Linked DNA regions of Homo sapiens: region 2 is linked to region 1. The links are chromatin loops, found by intact Hi-C in ENCODE. Cell type or tissue: transverse colon. All regions are shown on one strand. Each heading gives the region's core, and the rest is flanking DNA. Links, peaks and the distances in the headings are about the cores only.

Evidence for each region. Hi-C counts contacts between places; a loop is a spot of excess contacts. Peaks named below come from ENCODE experiments on the same cell type or tissue, not always from the same donor. Only the 100,000 strongest peaks of a DNase experiment are listed, where the experiment ranks them.
Region 2: a loop joins it to region 1, with 16 times the contacts of the local background. A loop is called at or near these places in 2 of 110 quality-filtered maps.

What each region holds. Positions count from the first base shown.
Region 1 is chr4:184,719,864-184,727,863 of GRCh38, reverse strand. It overlaps CENPU (centromere protein U), which reads left to right. Exons shown (of 13, transcript NM_024629.4): 4 at 2,802-2,907. Among named protein-coding and RNA genes, the nearest start is that of CENPU, 10 kb to the left of the region's middle. RefSeq lists a silencer at 4,760-4,839. In transverse colon, for the core only: a CTCF peak has its summit at 4,798; a DNase peak (open chromatin) is centred at 4,783; H3K27ac peaks cover 923 bases.
Region 2 is chr4:184,780,543-184,792,226 of GRCh38, reverse strand. ACSL1 (acyl-CoA synthetase long chain family member 1) reads left to right here. Exons shown (of 21, transcript NM_001995.5): 3 at 3,496-3,610; 4 at 8,236-8,300. Among named protein-coding and RNA genes, the nearest start is that of ACSL1, 40 kb to the left of the region's middle. RefSeq lists an enhancer at 9,071-9,290. In transverse colon, for the core only: no CTCF peak of the experiment used is centred there; no DNase peak of the experiment used is centred there.

The DNA.
Region 1 (8,000 bases), core at 1-8,000:
AGGGTTTGTCCATGTTGTAACGTGTATCTACCTCATTCCTGTAAGTTTTTATAGCTCAGTGATACTCCATTGTTTGGATATACCGCAGCTTGTTACCCATTTATCAGTTACATTTGGGTGGTTTCTATTTTTTGGCCACTGTGAATAATACTGCTGTGAACATTTGTGTAAGAGTTTTTGTGTGGACTTTTTTCACTTCTCTTGGGCATATAGTGGGAGCAGAATTGCTGAGTCCTATGGTAATTCTATTTTTAACTTTTTGAGGAACTGTTTTACAAAGCGGCTGCACCACTTTACAATTCCATGGCAGTATATGAGAGTTCCCGTTTCTGCACACCTTCACCAAAACTTACTGAGTTTTTTATTCTAGCCATCCCAGCACCTCATTGTGGGTGTGAGTGTGTGTATGGGGTATGGGTGGTAAAATATAGTTTACCATATTAACCTTTTTTAAGTGTATTAACTCTGTAGCAGATAAATACATTCACGTTGTTGTGCAACCATCATCACCATCCATCTCCAGAACTTTTTCATCTTTCCTAACTGAAATGCTCCACCTATTAAACAACTTCCCATTCTTCCCTCCCCTCAACTCCTGGCAACCATCATTCTGTTTTCTAGGAATCTGATGTAAAAGGAAACATAGAATAGTTGGTTCTTTGGTAACTGGCTTATTTCATTTAGCATAATGTCTTCAAGGTTTATCTGTGTTGTAGCCTGAGTCAGAAATTTTTTTTTTTTTTTTTTGGAGACGAAGTCTTCCTCTGTCACCTAGGCTGAAGTGCAGTGGCGCGATCTCGGCTCACTGCAACCTCCACCTCCTGGGTTCAAGCAATTCTCCCTGCCTCAGCTTCCCGAGTGGCTGGGATTCCAGGCGCCCCCCCCCCCCACCCCCCAGGACCACCACCACCACGCCTGGCTAATTTTTGTATTTTTCAGTAGCGATGGGGCTTTGCCATATTGGCCAGGCTGGTGTTGAACCCTTGACCTCAGGTGGTCCACCTGCCTCGGCCTCCCAAAGTGCTGGGATTACAGACGTGAGCCACTGCGCCCAGCCAGAATTTCCTTTTTAAGCTGAAGAACAGTCTGTATGTACCACATTTTATTTTTATCTACTCATCTGTTAATGGACCCTTGGGTTACTTCTGCTTTTTGACTGTGAATAATTCTGCTATTAATACTAACATGAGTGTATCAATATCTGTTTGAGTCCCTGCTTTCTCCTCTTTTGGACATTTACCCAGAAATGGAATTGCTGGATCATATATATTTTATATTTTCAGGAATCACCATTTCCACAGTGCCTGTGTTCCCACCAGCAGGGCCCAAGGGTTTCAGTTTCTCCACATCCTTGCCTACACTTGCTATTTTCTGGGTGTTTGTTTGGGTGTGAAGTACTATCTCACTGTGGTTTTGATTTGTATTTCCCTAATTACTAATGGTGTTCAGCACCTTTTCCGTGTACTTATGGCTGACCATTTGCTTTTTTTTTCCCTTTGACCTTCTTATGTATGATTATTGGCCATTTGTATATTCTTTGAAGAAGTTTCTGTTCACCCTTTGCCCGTTTTTAAATTGGATTATTTGTCTTTTTATTATGAAGTTGTAAGAATCCAGTTTATGTGAGTGGTTATCTGTGGACGTTTGGGATTGTTCTATTTCTTTTTTCCCCCCTTGTTATTCACAGCAATAGAGTAAATAAATCCCTTTGCCTCGTGGAGGGCAATACAAAGTATACTACTAACTTAAAAATTGTGCAGTTGATATGTTCATTATTTAAGCAGCTGTTTAGTTGAAAAAATGTTGAAGTTTGCACTGTCATGCTAAACTTTGAGCATGAAGAAATGGTTGCTTGGCTCTTACCAGGCCCCCTTACAGCAGTTCAGCTCTGTCACCACTGGCCACCTCTTCTTCTCCAAGCTCTCTACCCCTGCGTTAAGTCCTGGGTCTCTCCTGTTACTCCTCTTTCCTGAGCACCCGCTAGGAGCATCTTTCTCCTCTTAGCATCTCCTTTCTGTGCCTTTCCACCAAGTTCATTTGCTCTCCTTCTCTTTTATCTTCTTCCTCATTCAAGGTATCTTTTTATGTTATCTAAAGGCTCTGGCATCCCAGAGTAAAGCAGAGAGGAAGTAAGGGAGGCCTGGAATCTCCCCAAAGGGCTTTTCATTCAAAAATACTGAGGGCCCACTATATGCAGGGTACTTTGTGAGGTGACCTCTCTAGGCCTGTTGAGTTTATAGTTTAATGCAGTGGTCTCTCATGCAGAGTGTATGACGCCTGACAGGGATGAGGAAAGAAAATGTTGGACTTCCGATTTATATTTTTATTTCATTAAAATTTCCCCAACCTGGGCAACATAGTGAGACCCTGTCTCTACAGATAATTAAAAAATTAGCTGGGCATGGTGGCATGTGCCTGTAGTCCCAGCTATTTGGGAGGCTGAGGCAGGAAGATCGCTTGAGCCCAGGTGCTTCAGGCTGCAGTGAGCTGAGATCGCACTACTGCACTCCAGGCTGGGCGGCAGAGTGAGGCCCTGTTTCAGAAACCAAAAATAATTCCATGTAAGTGCAGTAATAAAGGTTTATTATTCATAAATATTCATGTATTTATTGGTGATAGGGTTTACAATTTTTATTGTTGAGGTGTGAGATCAAAAACATTTGGGAAGTGGCCTGTGTAATTGATTTTGATTTTGTTAGTTGAACAAAGATTGTTTTGTACTCCATTGTAAGGGAATAAACTACAGTACTGCCCAAATAGCCAGACTTTTAAAGTTGTGCTTCTTTTTTGTCTTTTGAAAGATCCTCCTTTACATAGCACAGCTATATATGCTGATGAAGAAGAATTCTCCAAACATTGTGGACTGTCTCTCTCTTCAACTCCTCCAGGAAAAGAAGCAAAAAGAAGGTACTGGTGTATTTCAAGCAATTGTTTATTCATGGTTAATGGGATTTCTGAGAAACTCTTTAAGATAGAAGCTAATAAAACAAAAGCATTTCAAGATCCTTTGAGCCAACTTGTTATGCTTTTTCTCAAGAGAACTGAGGCATAAAAACTTTATTAATAATTGACACGATAATTATAATAGCTGTGATAACTGACAGAATTCACACCTGATTATCCTAGAAATCATGCCTGGGAAGATAGTTTAGCTTTGAGTCAAATAAGAAAGGAGGGAAAGATTTTACAAGCATAGAATGTTAGGTGATTTTTGGGAGGTCTCTTTCATTTACAAATTCTCTATAATTATCACAAATGAGATGTTTCCTTGTATATGGTAGGTGATAATTACAAAGCAATAAAAAGGCTGTTTCAGATGCACTGTCCCTGAAGTGCATTGGTTTGAGTCTTTGAGATTTATGTGAAGCTATAGGTCCAGAAAATCTCTATAAAAATGATTTCATAGAGAAAACTTGGGAGCAAGTTATATAATGCAGAACTCTTCGATAACTGTAGTACTCATTTAAAATTATCTAGAGCAGCTCTTTGACTTAGGGACCTCTGTTGGGTAACAGGTCAGTTCTAGTTACTAAATGTATTTAGCAAGTATCAAAAGTGCAGTGTATTTTTGTTTGGTTGTTTGTTTGTTTGTTTTTTTGAGATGGAGTCTTGCTCTGTTGCCCACGCTGGAGTGCAGTGGCTCAATCTGGGCTCACTGCAAGCTCCACCTCCCGGGTTCACGCCATTCTCCTGCCTCAGCCTCCCGAGTGGCTGGGACTACAGGCGCCCGCCACCATGCCCAGCTGATTTTTTTTGTATTTTTAGTAGAGACGGGGTTTCACCATGTTACCCAGGCTGGTCTCGATCTCCTGATCTCGTGATCTGCCCACCTCGGCCTCCCAAAGTGCTGGGATTACAGGCGTCAGCCACTGCACCCGGCCAAAACTGCAGTTTTAAAACAAATATCCCAGCTGGGCAGAAATCTGAGAAGTCATTTTGAGATTGTCTACACTAGGGAAGTTTTATAGTACTTGGTTATTTTGGAGACTCCAGCTTATTTTTTTTTTTTTTTTTTTTTTTTTGAGATGGAGTCTCGCTCTGTCACCAGGCTGGAGTGCAGTGGCGCAATCTTGGCTCACTGTAACCTCCGCCTCCCAGGTTCAAGCAATTCTCCTGCCTCACCCTCCCGAGTAGCTTGGACTACAGGCACGTGCCACCATGTCCAGCTAATTTTTGTATTTTTTAGTAGAGATGGAGTTTCACCATGTTGGCCAGGATGGTCTTGATCTCTTGAGCTCGTGATCCGCCCGCCTTGGCCTCCCAAAGTGCTAGGATTACAGGCGTTAGCCACCGTGCCTGGCTGACTCCAGTTTTATATGTTACTGAAAATCAGTAAAAGTCATACATTTGGAAAACGTGCTCTACTTTAAACAGTGGTGAATGTAATTTTTAAACAGGAATATTTTGAGTAGGTAACACCTTCACATGGTTTAAAAATATAAAAAGGTGTATAGTAAGTCTTCATATCATGTCTACTATCCATCTAGCTCCTAGAACCCGATTCTTCCCTCTCCCTTATTATTAATTTCTCATATGTCCTTCCAGAATTTCTTGGTGCATATAAAAGTAAATATGAATACACATTTTAACCCTTTTTTGTCTACAAAAGGCAGCATAGGTTGCTACCTAGGTTTTTTCACTTACTACATCTTAGAGATCTTTACATATCAATACACATGGAGCTTTCTCATTCTTCTACCCTTTCCACAGCATGGGTGTTCCTTAGTGTGATTATCCAGTTCTGTATAGATGGGCAGTCAGGCTGTTTCCAGTCTGTGCTGTCACTCCCAGTGCCACTGGGAGTGCCATTTCACACTTGTGCCTGTGTATCTATAGGATATAGTCATAAAAGTTAAATTCTGAGTCAAATGAAACGTGTTTGTCCTTTTTATAGTTATTGCCACATTGCCACCTAAGTGAGATCAAACTTGGATTTTTGCCAATGTGATAGGTCAAAAATGCTATCCCAGCCTAGTTCTAATTTGTATTCTTAGGAATGATTGAGCAGCAATCATTTAAAAGCTCTTGAATTTCTCTTTCTGCAAACTGTTTATATCCTTTTTCCTATTTTCTAGTTGATGTTGGTCATTTTCTTCATGACTTCATTTAAACATTAGTGAGATTAGCCCTATGTTACAGTTTTTTTTTGTTTTGTTTTGTTTTGTTTTGTTTTTACTGGTTCATCTCTCTTTTGACAAAACACCTAATGGTGGTGGTTTTTTTTTTCAACATAGAAAATGTTCAGTTTTATTTAGATGCAGCGATATATTTATCACTTTTAGCATTTAGGGATTTTGAGTCATAGGAAGACATCTCCCTTCGTGTTTTCTTTTAGAACTTCTATGATTTATATTAAAATCCTTGATCTTTTCTATATATAAATGCAGCTTTTCTCATTATTTTTAATAATGACTTTTAAGAGCTACTTGTTAAAAGCAAAGTTGCTATCTTTATTGGGTTGAGGTAAATTTATACATTTATTTATAAAAGCTGATCTTTATTAGTTTTGGATTTGGTTTGTTCTTGCTTTTCTACTTCTTCAAGATGCATCATTAGGTTATTTATTTAAAGTTTTTCTTTTTTTGATGTAGGCGCTTATAGCTGTAAACTTCCCTCTTAGTACTGCTTTTGTGGTATCCCATAGGTTTTGGTATGTTGTGTTTCCATTATCATTTGTCTCAGGAAAATTTTCAGCTTCCTTCTTAATCTCTTAATTGACCCACTGGTCCTTCATTAACGTGTTGTTTTATCTCTCTGTGTTTGTATAACTTCCAAAATTCCTCCTGTTATTGATATCTAGTTTTATTCCACAGAGAAGATACTTGATATTTCGGTTTTTAAAAAATGTTTTAAGACTTGTTTTGTGACCTATCACGTGGTCTGTACTTGAGAGTGATCCATGTGCTGAGGAGAAGAATGCGTATTCTGCCGCTGTTGGATGAAATGTTCTGTAAATATCTGTTAGGTCCATTTGGTCTACAGTGCAGATTAAGTCTGCTGTTTCTTTATTGATTGTCTGTCTGGAAGATCTCTCCAGTGCTGAAAGTGGGGTGTTGAAGTCTCCAGCTAATGTATTGGGGTCTGTCTCTCCCTTTAGCTCTAATATTAGCTTCATCTATCTGGGTGTTCCAGTGTTGGGTGCATGTATGTTTCAAATTGTTATATCCTCTTGCTGAATTGACCCCTTTGTCATTATGTAGTGACCTTCTTTGTCTCTTCTTACAGTTTCTGTCTTAAAATCTAGTTTGTCTGAAATAAGTATAGCTACTCTGCTCTTTTTGGTTTCCATTGACAATGGAATATCTTTTTCCATACTTTTATTTTCAGTCTGTGTGTATCTTTATAGGTGAAATGTGTTTCTTGTAGGCAACAAATCATTGGGTCCTTTTTTTTTTTTTTTTTTTTTACAATCAGCCACTCTATGTCTTTTGATTGGAGAAGTTAGTCCATTTACATTCAGTGTTATTGCTAAGCAGGGACTTACTCATGCCATTTTACTATTTGTTTTCTGATTGTTTTGTGGCCCTCTCTTCCTTTTCTTCCTTCCTGTCTTCCTTTTAGTAAAGGTGATTTTCTCTGGCAGTGTGATTTCTTGCTCTTTTTATGTATTTGTTGTATTTATTATTTGAGGTTACCATGAGGCTAGCAGGTACTGCCATATAACCCATTATTTTATGCCATTAACAACTTAACCCTGCTCGCATAAACAAGCAAAAAGAAAACTAATAAAAACTACACCTTTACTTTGCTCCCCCACTTTTTAACTTTTTGTTTTTATTTTTATTGTACTGTTTATGTTTTGAAAAGTTATTATTTTTGATTGGTTCATCTTTTAGTCTTTCTACTTACAATGAGAGTAGTTTACATGCATCAGCTACAGTGTTATCTTTTTCCGTGTACTTCATATTACCAGTGAGTTTTATACCTTCAGATGATTTATACTGCTCATTAATGTCCTTTTCTTTCTGCTTGAATTACTCCCTTTAGCATTTCTTTTGGGACAGGTCTGGAGTTGATAAAATTTCTCAGCTTTTGTTTGGGAAAGTCTTTATTTCTTTTTCATGTTTGAAGGGTATTTTCACCAGATATATTATTCTAGGGTAAAAGTTTTTTTCCTTCAACACTTTAAATATGTCATGCCACTCTCTCCTGGCCTGTAAGGTGTCCACTGAAAAGTCTGCTGCCAGACATATTGGAGCTCCATTGTAAGTTATTTATTTCTTTTCTCTTGCTGCTTTTAGATTCTTTGTCTTTGACCTTTGGGTGTTTGATTATTAAATGCCTTGAGGGAGTCTTCCTTTGGGTTAAAGCTGCTTGGTGTTGGTTGTATAACCTTCTTGTACTTGGATATTGATACCTTTCTCTGGTTTAGGAAGTTCTCTGTTACTACGTTTTTGAATAAACTTTCTACCCCCTTTTCTCTACCTTTCTTTAAGGCCAATAACTCTTCGATTTGCCCTTTTGAAGCTTTTTTCTAGACCCTGTAGGCATGCTTCACGATTGTTTTTTCTTTTTTCTTTCCTTTCCTCTGACTGTATTTTCAAATAGCCTGTCTTCAAGCTCACTAATTCTTTCTTCTGCTTGATAGATTCTGCTATTAAGAGACTCTGATGTATTCTTTAGTATGTCCGTTACATTTTTCAACTACTGAATTGCTGCTTGATTTATAAAATTATTTCAATTCTTTGTTAAAGTTATTTGATAGAATTCTGAATTCCTTCTCTGTGTTATCTTGAATTTCTTTGAGTTTCCTCAGAACAGCTATTTTGAATTCTCTGTCTAGAAGGTCATGTATCTCCTGTTTCTCCAGGATTGGTCCCTGGTGCCTTATTTAGTTCATTTGATGAGGTCATGTTTCACTGGATGGTCTTGATGCTTATGGATGTTTATCAGTGTCTAGACATTGAAGAGTCAGGTATTTATTGTAGTCATTGGAGTCTGGGCTTGTTTGGATCCATCATTTGTGGGAAGGCTTTCCAGATATTTGAAAGGACTTAGGT
Region 2 (11,684 bases), core at 2,045-10,044, 62 kb before region 1:
CAAGCTTTTCTCATTATTCTAATTGCTAATTAGGGTAATAATAAATATCTTGCCCCAGGTTACATGTCAAGATGTTGCTTTATTGGGGATATCATTCACTTCTTTAACTTTGATTTAGCTTGTTTGCCTCCATGTTTCTCGGATTCCAGAAGATTATACACCACCAAAAACTTAAACCTAACTAAAAAATTATTTAGCTAAAAGTTTGTTATAAAATGGTCCTCCAGAGCAGTGGTTCTCAAAATAAAATTTGGGACATTGACCAAGGTGGTTGACCTGTCTTGAAGGGATATGGTCTCTGTATGTCCAAAGCTAAACTTCATCTCTTTTCTGAAGCCTACCCCCAGTACCCAGTCTTCTATTTGATTAAAGGGGACAGTTTTTCTTCTCAGCCCTCCTTCTTTCTGCTTACACCCCATTACCTGTTAAATCCTGTTCCTGAGTGCTGCAGCACGCCCAGTGCCTTGGTCCTTCCCGGCTCCCAACTCCCACTGCCCTATCCAGGTCTGTAGGAGTTGGTTTCTCCCCAGTCTCTTCCCTCCCTCCTGTTCCACACACTGCTTACGCTTCTTGTAGATTTCTTTCTAACCCATTAGCCCATCCTCACCACTTCCCTGCTGAAAACTTCCCTGCTGGAAACCTGCTGTCCCTAGGAAGGTGCTTCTCAAACTTTAGCATCCCCTGGAGGGCTTCTTAAAGCACAGATTGCTGGATCGCATCCCCAGAGTTTCGGATTCAGCAGGTCTGGTGTGATTTGCTTTCCTAACCAGTGCCAGGTGTTCCGCAGAGCACACTTTGAGAAGCTTGGCTCTAGAATGAGCCTGTGCACCTGAGATTTCAGGCTTGCTTCTGTCTGTTCATCCTGACTCTCCCTGCACTCTTCTGCTCAGCCAGGGTTCCCTGGAGTCCCTGTGGTCACTTAGAGACAAGACGTGGGCTCCTTCAGAACAAGCTTGTGTCTTGTTCACCTTATCCCCATCTGCCCATTCACAGCTAGGGGAACTCCTCTGCAGAGTGCAGAAAGTGGTGTTGCTTTTGAAGAGAGAGCACTGAAAAAGACCATGAATGCATTTCTGTTGTGTCAAGAGGTATAGAAGGCACCTTTGTAAGCAGAGCATCGTGAGGACCTCCCTGTGGGCGGCCAGGCCACCTGCATGTCTAGGCCATGCTGAGACAACCACACTTCACCATCATACTTGGTACTTTTCTTATCTCTTTTCACACCCACTCATTCTTCCTGTTTTCTCTCATTTTGTCCTTTCCCCCTTTCTCTTCCTACCTTAGCCTTGGTGCCTTCGGTGTGTTTGGTGGCTTCATGGGTTGAAAAGGCTTCTGATATTCACTACAAAGCCACAAAATTGCTTCTGAATTTCAGGCTATTTGTTGGAGTCAAGACTGAGGTGATGGAGGACTTGTACTGTAGTTAGAGCATGTTATCGGGTGCACAAGTAATATTCTACACAATCATATTTTACAGGAAAGTTCCTCTTTAACAAAAAATAACCCTGGAAGTGGACTCATGATGTCTCCATTTTACAGAAAAGAAAACAGACTCAGCGATTAAGTAACAATAATGCGTGACACTAAGCAAAGATATTCTCCCATTCTTATGCACACAGAGAATAACGTTTTTGCTTCATAAAGTAGTGTGCTGTAGTTAGTAAGCATGTTTGGAATCACAGCCATAGGTGTTAGAAAGTTTCTGCCGAGAGAGAAGACATTGTGATGATTAAAAGATATGGTTAGGTCATATTTACTCCAGAAAACTATTAGCAGTTTGGGATCAAGAGTGAAATACACACATGTAGCACACAGTAGATATTGACAGAATGTCTATAAATGTATAAGCATAAAAAAAAGACTGGGAGGAATTTACCAAACTACTAATAGTCATCATTTTTCCTTGATATACTTCTGTATCACTTAAATGTTTTTAAACAGTATATACATTATAACTTAAGGGTGGACAAAAAGCAAAAGAGCTTGTAGGAAGAGAAATGGATAATCCTAATAAAAATAGAAGAGTCCATGGAAACAGATCAGGCAGTCATCCCCTTCTAAAGGGTCTCCCTGTGAGTTCATCCCCTGGCACCCATCCACTTCCTCCTCAGCGCGGCCCTCCTCAGCCTGCCGCCCTACTCTGAGACCTAGCTTTTCCACACTTCTTTTTGGTGTCTCCTGTTTTGTTTCATCACACCTTAAGCCAGAAACGATCTCTTCCACTTTTGGACAGCTCTCTCCTCTTGGTACCAGAGGTTATCATATCACAGTCTAATTTCTCCAAGGGTTTCCAGACTGTTGTAAAAGTGAAGGCCCCTCTCTGAAATTAAAAAAAAAAAAAAAGGTAGGCTCTAACGTCATAGTCACTGAGCTTTTATTTATCAGTCTCTAAAGACTGCTTTTTGGCTTTCTGTGGATGTCTGGATGCCTTACAGTGTCCTTTGGCCCCAGAGGACTCAGCAGCTCACATTGGAGACCTGCTACCTGTAAAGACTACTGCTGCTACTGTGGGAGGCTAGGCCCTGCCGCCTTATCCATCATTAGGAGTTCTTGCACATAGCAAATATACTCAGGAAGCTAACAGATGAAGACGACTTAGAGAAAGGTGCACAGCGATGTCAAATCTGCACACCTATAAATGTTGCACCTAAAACTAATAAAGACCTGTGTCTGCACATGCATATGTTTTGTAGCTGATGATTTTAACTGTTAGAGATGCTATGCAAGAAAGTGAAGTTTCTAACAGATGATATTGCGCTTGGTGAGGAGATAAAATAGTGGAAATAGTCTCAAAAAGAATATAGGTAACATTTTAGAAGTATAACCAAATGGGGTTTCATTTCCACCAGAGCTGAACAGGATCAGTCCTCTGTGCTGTGGATGGCAGTGGCTTGAGAACTGTCAATGTGTGTAGTGGTGGCAGTTTGTGGCTCTTCTCTTGCTCTCTTTGGCCTTATCCGGCAGGACCAGCACTTGTAGGTCTGTAAACCTGTTTTCTCTCTTCAGGCATCTTTCTGACTTAGCCGTGGTTCCCCGAAGCCTGTGTTTACCTCCAGGCGAATGATTGGTTTACATCAGCACATCTTGCACTGCAGTCTTTCAGCACTCACTCACTGGGCAGCTGTTCCGCAGGTGGCCGCCTAGAGGGGTGCGGATACCACAGGGGCATATTAGACTTTATATTTAATTTTTAAGCATTTTATTTTTTAATGGACAAATACAAATTATGTGTATTTATGGTGTATAATAGGAACGAGTTCAGGACATCTATTTTTAATAAAAATGGTGACCATGTTCACTATTAGTTGGTGACTGTAGTTAATAACAATGTACCATATACCTGAAATTACTAAGAGAATAGATTTTAAGTGTTCTCACTACAGATAAGTGACAAGAATGTAAAGGAATGGATATGTTAATTAGCTTGATTTAGCCATTCCACAGTGCATAGATGTTTCACTGCCTTCTAACCTGCCCCCCTTTCTTTTTTGATAGGGTAGTGGTGGTGCACGAAGATCCGCACTACTTGACAGCGACGAGCCCTTGGTGTATTTCTATGATGATGTCACAACATTATACGAAGGTTTCCAGAGGGGAATACAGGTGTCAAGTAAGCATTTTCCTGCATTTGCGTGGCTCCCGCTCGCCGTGTTTCATGAAGAACGAGTGGCCTTTCAGAAATGCACATTTGCTCCTATCTTTCGCCTCCTTAGGATCGCTCAGGCCCCTCTGTGTCCACTGTAACTTTCCCAGAGTCGGTCCCAAAGCTCACTGGACCCTCTAGATGTTCCCTGTGGCCCTGGGGGCTCCATGGTCAAATATGTGAGTGTCACATCCTGTATTTTATGGTGAGTCACATGTTACACCAGTGCACAATAGGCTCTGACGTTTCCTGCAATAAAGAGGTCTGTTGAACTGGGCCCAATCCGGCATTTTTCATGCTTACTTGACCATGAGACCCATATTTTGAGAAAGAAATACTGACATCCCAGGATGGCAGTGTTCTGTTAAAGATACTTGGGAAATGTTGGCTCATGGGATTACCCTTAATTATTAACTGTAGTGTAAGAAACCCTGTGATATCCAGCATACCTCCTTTCCAGCCTCTGTCCCTCCCAGGCCTCCTGTATAGGGCCCTCAGGTCATACTGAACTTCCTGCAGAGCCACGACTACCTCTGCTCTCTCCCAGCCCTGAGGCTTTGTGCAGTTCTATTTTGCTTTTTAGAAATGGGGTCTTGCTATGTTGCCCAGGCTGGACTCAAACTTCTGACCTCAAGTGAGTCTCCTGCCTCAGCCTCCCAAAGCACTGGGACTACAGGTGTGAGCCACCATGCCCAGACTTGTGCACTTTTTTTTTTCTTTGGACGGAGTTTTGCTCTTGTTGCCCAGGCTGGAGTGCAATGGCATGATCTTGGCTCACCGCAGCCTACACCTCCTGGGTTCAAGTGATTCTCCTGCCTCAGCCTCCTGAGTAGCTGGGATTACAGGCATGCACCACCACGCCCAGCTAATTTTGTATTTTTTAATAGAGATGGGGTTTCTCCATGTTGGTCAGGCTGGTCTCAAACTCCTAATCTCAGGTGATCCACCCACCTCGGCCTCCCAAAGTGCTGGAATTACAGGCGCGAGTCACCATGCCCGGCCATGCACTTTTTTTTCTTGATCATAAAGCCTCTTTCTACCCCCAGCCTGGGTGCTTGATGTATTCTTTAATCTTACAAAACTCACTGCATTTCACCTTTTCTCTAAAACCTTCCTAGTCTATCATTTTCATCCCCTACCTCTGAGTGAAGCATTTCTTCCCTTTTCCCTCCCAGCATGTTATATTCCTTCTGCATAACTCCTGATGGCACAGAGGTGTTCACCTGGCATTCTGCCCCCCTAGCCCGAGCTCCTTGAGAACAGGGTGGTTATCAGTCATCTCTTTTCACAGCACTGACAGTGCCTGGCACACAGTGAGCGCCCCACTAATGCATCCTCAGTGAAGGAGGGAGTACCTCTGGTTTCTCCACCCCTCTTTCTATTTTAGCCACTTCATTTTTGCTTATACCAGGTACTTGTCTAAAAATGGTCTTGGAATCTGTGCTTTGTTATTTAAATCCTCTGATGCTTAGCTTTTATTTGGGCCACTGCTAGCTACATTGTAATCTTTTTACGGTCAGGAACCATGTGGTATTGCTGGCTCTATCCCTCATGATAGGTTGCATGTAATATGCACTCAAGAAGTGCCTATTGGCCGGGCATGGTGGCTCACACCTGTAATCCCAGCACTTTGGGAGGCCAAGGCGGGCAGGTCACGAGGTCAGGAGTTCGAGACCAGCCTGACCAACATGGTGAAACTCCGTCTCTACTAAAAATACAAAAGTTAGCTGGGCATGGTGGTGCATGTCTGTAACCCCCGCTACTCAGGAGGCTGAGGCAGGAGAATCGCTTGAACCGGAGAGGTGGAGGTTGCAGTGAGCCAGGATTGCACCATTGTACTCCAGCCTGGGTGACACAGCGAGACTCCGTCTCAAAAAAAAAAAAAAAAAAAGAAAGTGCCTATTGTTTTTTACTTGACACTGGTAACATTGGATGTCTCAGCTTGGCGAGTTTGTCCCAGTGTTCCCATAGCACGTGCATTAAGCCCTATTACAAAGGAAAAGCAAGCTTACTTGTGTATTATTTAATTTATGAACATTCTCAAAGTTGGTGTCAAGGTCAGGGTTTGTCTGTGATAGTAAATATCCATCAGGTGGATCAGCCTAACATATGGCACATGAAACAGTGTGTGTGTGTGTGTGTGTGTGTGTGTGTGTGTGTGTGTGCTTTGCCACCACCACAGAGCACATATACGGTAAGTCCTCAGTTAATGTCTTTGATGGGTTCTTGGAAACTGTAACTTGAAAACCACTATAATGAAACCAGTTTTTCCCATAGGCTAATTGATACGAACAGGAGTTACATTCCCACAGCGTATTTCTAGTCACAAAAACATCACCAAACTTCTAAATAAAGACCACGCTTCTTATGTTAAACATGAAATAAATGTGAGCGATACAGACATTTAGGAACAATTGATAAAAATAAGATATTTACCTGTTTATTCCAGTTAAGGGTCGTGGGCGGCTGGAGCCCATCTGGGCAGCTCAGGATGTCAGGTGGGAACTGCCCTGGCCAGGACACCCTCCCATCGTAGGGAGACTCATACTCACACCCACTCACACTCACACACTCACTCCGCTCACCCACACTCACTAGGACCGTAGAGATGCACCAGTTCACCTCACAGGCACAGCTTTGGGATGTGGGAGGAACCCAGAGTTCCCAGGAAAAACCACATAGATGTGAGGAGAACGTGCAAATGAAATGCCGTTATTTGAGGACCTGCTGTATACATGTAAATGTATATACATTCATCGAGGAGCATGGTGACTTACTTTATGCTTTTGACTCTCCTCTGATCTGAAGACAAGTCACATAACTTTTCTTTGGTCGCTTGCTCCCCCTGGAAAATGAAAGTCCTTTTATGGATGTGTCAGAGAAGGTGAAGGAAAGTATGTCCAGTCTTCTTGATCTGTACTCATTGAAGGGAGCTGCTTTGCAGGTCTCGATTTGCTTCCTTCCCCCCCCCCCCCCCGCCCCCGCCCAGGAGGATCTTTTTATTCTAAGCTTTGATTTTCTTAGGCTACTGTAGAATTAAACTGAAACAAAAGAGCAAGACCCAGCACTTGGATAAGGGGTCAGAAGTTTGTTGAATGATAGAAGCAGCCCGCCTAGAGTTTTTAAACCTAGTACTTTAAAACTGCACCAAGGAAGCCATTTATAAAGATTGAGCTCCCTGCTTCTCAGTGGCTCTCATCTCTAGCTGCACTTTTGTGCCATCGGGGAGCTTCTAAAAAATACTGAGGCCCAGGCCCCATCCCTATTCAACTGAATAAAAAATTCTAGAGCCTGGGTATAGTAGAACCTGGTATAGTATCAAGTTCCCCTGGTGAGCCTGCAGCTTAACGGCTAGTTCTGGAGCTGGAGCTGGCATATGTTTTCTGTAAAAAGCCTGGTAGTAAATATTTTTGGCTTTGGTGCCATATGGTCTTGGTTGCAACTACTCAACTGCAGCCTCACACAGAACAAAAATGAATGAGTGTGGCTGTGTGCCACTATCACTGTGTCTACAAAAACAGCCAGTGGGCCTGATTTGGCCCTTGGCTGCAGTGCGCCCGTCTCTGTTTTTGAGGAATAAAATCGCATCATTTCATATGGCTAATGCAATTTTTTTCCCATCTGGAAGCAACATCTGATTGGACTCATCTTGTATGGTGCTTGTTACAGTCTCTGTAAATGGGAGAGGGTCCGAGAATAGCTCTTCCTGTTTTCATCAGGACTGTTTTTAGGGATGGCAAAGAAGTCAGTGTGTCCAGCCTGTGTCCTCCTCAGCCACGTGGCTGATTCCTGAATCTGCATGTGCAGCACACTGCCGTTGTCTGGGGCATGATCTGTGTGATGGGGCCAGCCCTGCCTTCCATCCTACTTCCTTAGGTCCTCATGTCAAATCAGAGCCTCCTCACGAACACTCAGACCTAATATGCTAAAGCCAGATGCACTATGGTCCCCTTTTGCTTCTTTGAAACCTGAATAGGAATCGGGAAACATCTCGGTATTTCCTAACTTTTGCTTCCCAGATACCGCTTCACGTCACCTCATTTTGCATCTTTTCTTTGTTTTTGTTTTTCTGCAATCATGACTTCACCCATGTAACTAGGATTCCAGGTAATTCTTGATACCTTTGGTCATCAAAATTTGGACACATAAAGAATTATATTTTCCTTTCCGTATTCTGAATTAGAATGCTTTAGACTTCTTGAAAAGTTTTGATGAATACCTCTTCTGAAAAGGTATCTGTTTACCACTACAGCAGGTTCTCTTTACCACTCATCTGCTGACTCCTGGTCTAAACCAGTAGGGTGTTAAAGAGGAATCACAAATTAAGTGCCCTTAAGAGTTGGATATTGCCTTTTCTCCCCTCTGTCCCCCTCTCCTGCCCCACTTAAACAAAACAGAAATAAACAAGCAAAGAAAAAATCAGACCAAAACTGAGGGAGAAAACATTTCCAATCTGAAGCCACCATTTCTTATCTGAGGACTAAAGTAGAGTCTAGCTGATGTTTAGTATTAGAGTGCGGTTGGGATACAAATTAAAATCTAGGAATATTTATGTACGTTCAGCCCATCTGTTGTTTTTTCTCTTTTTTTAGATAATGGCCCTTGTTTAGGCTCTCGGAAACCAGACCAACCCTATGAATGGCTTTCATATAAACAGGTGAGTTTGTATGAGACAGGCTCTGTGGACTCCTCTTGCAAGCAGGGGTGCTTCTGTATGTGCATTCTTGGAGCCGGAAGGTTTCTCCAGAGTGTATGTGCTGGACCAGCTCAGAGCCTTGCCGTAAGCATGGGGCATCCAAGGAGAAACTTGACACAAAGGTTTGGGGAGAACAAGTTAAGGAATTTAACAGGTGGTTCAAAGCATTGTATTTCAAAGCTGATGTGGATACATTGTGAAGTCAAGTATAATTTTTAAGATAAAATTCTAGAAACTCTCCCGGTCCCCCTGGCGGCATAGCATTATTTCTCTCCACTTGAGGGGTACTAGAAAAACTCAGAAGCTGGAACGTGGGAATACATCTTCATTTCACAGATGAGGAGGACCTGTCTCAGGAAAAGAGGTGACTCACCCAAGGTTATAGCTGGTTAGTGGCAGAACCAGGACCAGAAGCAAGGCCTGCAGCCTCTTGTGTAGGCTTTCCTAGTGCATGCTGCTGACCCTCAAAGCTGTCCTTGGCCAACTCACCACCTGTGTGACACTTACCCCCAGGCAGCTGTAGGGAGGAACACAGATGTTCGGGGAAGGCACTTGTGTTACTGTATAAGCACAAAGGAAGCTGGGATCTGAGTATGGTGGCCCTTGTCGGTCTCTAGTCCCCACCCATCAACGGCTACAGCTGTTGAAACAGCGGCTCATGAGTGGCAGTAGCAGTGCAGGAAGACGTTGCTGTTTATTTTTATTTTTATCATGATTACAATGAATGTGGGTGCCACAGCTCTTCCCCAGTCCACACGGCACCCCGGAACAGGCACGTGCTCCAGACAGGCCAGCTCTGCTGCCTGCTGCTTCCACACAGCTGTCCAGGAAAGGCTCCCGTCCCTGGCCCCCCTTCTCCTGCTCTCGGGGCAGGTAATCATGCGGATTCATGAATACAAATGCACTTCCTCCTTCTGGGTTTTGTGTGAAGGGCAGCTTAGGAGCTGGTGTATTTGGGGTGCGTCTGTGGAAGGGATCGTTCTCTGCAGCCTCGGAGCCACACTCCTGCAGTAGTGCTTGTTGGTTCTTCTCAGACTGAAGTGCATGATTTCTCCCCGTCCGTCCTCTGGGGTCGACAGGATGCAGAAGGCTTTGCTTGAGAGGTGTTCATCTGTCTCTCAAGAGAAGGGGAAGCAACTTCTCACACCTCCCCTGTAGAAGGAGCTAGGGGCAGTATCTCACATGATTGGAAGGATTTCCCATTTTTATTCTGTCCTGTCAGAGCCAAATAGTAGTTTCTTGCACAAATAGTAGTTTCCAGGATCCCTCATTTTCACAAGTGTAAGAACAGCCTGTGTGTGTTGAACATGTGTGTGTTGTGTGTGATGGTCCTGAGGCATCATGGAATCCTCTGTGCCTCCTGGGTTACTTCTGTTGTTTAGTGGCTGGAAGAGAGAAGACACGTCCATTGCAGATAGGCGTTTTCAAGGCAGATTGAAAATCACTGGGGTTTCTGAAGGTGTGAATCTATGACTTGCACACTTCATTTGGAAGCAGGTGAAGATACAAAACTGAAGCCAACTTTGGATTTGTACATTCAAATCTTTTTTTTTTTTTCAGTCATCCAATGAATATGACCTTTTGGTGGCTAGGAATGCCTTAAAGGGTTGTTTTTTTTTTTTTAAGAATGTATGACCGATCTAGAAATATAAATGTGCGTGTATTATTCAATCATATTTACCAGCTGTATAGCATCCAATTGCAGGCTTTTCTCAGGCTCTGATTCCTTAAATGCAACCAAGACTTTTGAACTCGTCTGTGAAGGAGAGAGTAGTAATGAGCCTGTTTGTGTCATCCTATTGTCACCTTACCACGATCAGTCTGTTCCCCATAGGCAGGGCCAGGATGGTGCCAAGGCCCAGAACCAGTAGGGTTCCAGGCCAGGAGTAGGTATGGTCTTATTTCCTATGGGTATGGGTGTGCTTTAAGAGTACTCTTGAGAATTTGCGAACTGAGAATAAAGAAAATAACTCCAGGCCAGGCACGGTATGGCTCACGCCTATAATCCCAGCACTTTGGGAGGCCGACGGGGGCAGATCACCTGAGGTCAGGAGTTCAAGACCAGCCTGGCCAACATGGCAAAACCCTGTCTTTACTGAAAAATACAAAAATCAGCTGAGTGTGGTGGCAGGTGCCTGTAATCCCAGCTATTCTGGAGGCTGAGGCAGGGAGAATTTCTTGAACCCGTGAGGAGGAAGTTGCAGTGAGCCAAGACCATGCCCTTGTACTCCAGCTTGGGCAACAGAGTGAGACTATGTCTCAAAAAGAAAAAAAAAGAAAGAAACAAAGAAAAGAAAAAGGAAAAGAAAATAACTGCAAAGTTTAAGATTTTTTAAAAATTTTAGTTTATTTGGGGTAGGAACAGGGAGAGGATAGGATAACCCTGCTGAATTTTGCAAACCTATCAATTTTTACTTAGTTATTATAATATGCATTTTTATATTTACATGTGTTGCTTATCATTGTAATATTGTCCTAAGTTTGATAGTTTTCATAATTATAATATTTACTATGTAGCATTTTCTTAGTGATTTACCATCATTTACTTAATCATCCAGCCATGATTAGGTTTTTTACCCTAGAGATTTTTGATGCAATAATTTTGAAATATTTGCATATTGTTTATATGTAGGCTTTTTTTTTTTTTTTTTTTTTTTTGAGATGGAGTCTCGCCTGTCACCCAGGCTGGAGTGCGGTGGGGTGATCTCAGTGCACTGCAGACTCCGCCTCCTGGGTTCAAGCAATTCTGCCTCAGCCTCCTGAGTAGCTGGGATTACAGTTTCACGCCACCATGCCTGGCTAATTTTTTATTTTCAGTAGAGACGGGGTTTTACCATGTTGGCCAGGCTGGCCTCGAACTCCCTCAAGTGATCTGCCTGCCTCGGCCTCCCAAAGTGCTGGGATTATAGGCGTGAACCACCGTGCCTGGCCTGTATGTAGGCTTTTAAAAACCTCCTCCTGAGTTTGAATTGTTTCCTAAGAATACGTTCTCAAGAATGGAACTGTAGAACTTAAGGATAAGAGCTTGCTCTTATTTTTTATAGGTCTCTCAAAAGTTGCTGTTTCTGTGTTTATACCAAATAAACAAGTTTTGGCTGCTTTATAAATAAAACAAATCCATCTCTCTATCATTTTTAAAATTGTATAAAACTAAAATAGAAAAAAATGTATAAATAGCCCTGCCATATAATTGTCTGTGACCTGCAGCCATTGGGATAAGATTAATTTTCTTTGCAGAAGGAACCCTGCGGTCAGTTCTCTTAATTCTGATTTCTTGTGAATAAAACCTTGTGTTTTACCAAAAAATCTATCAATAAAGGAATACCTGCATGTTCCCTCTCCGTT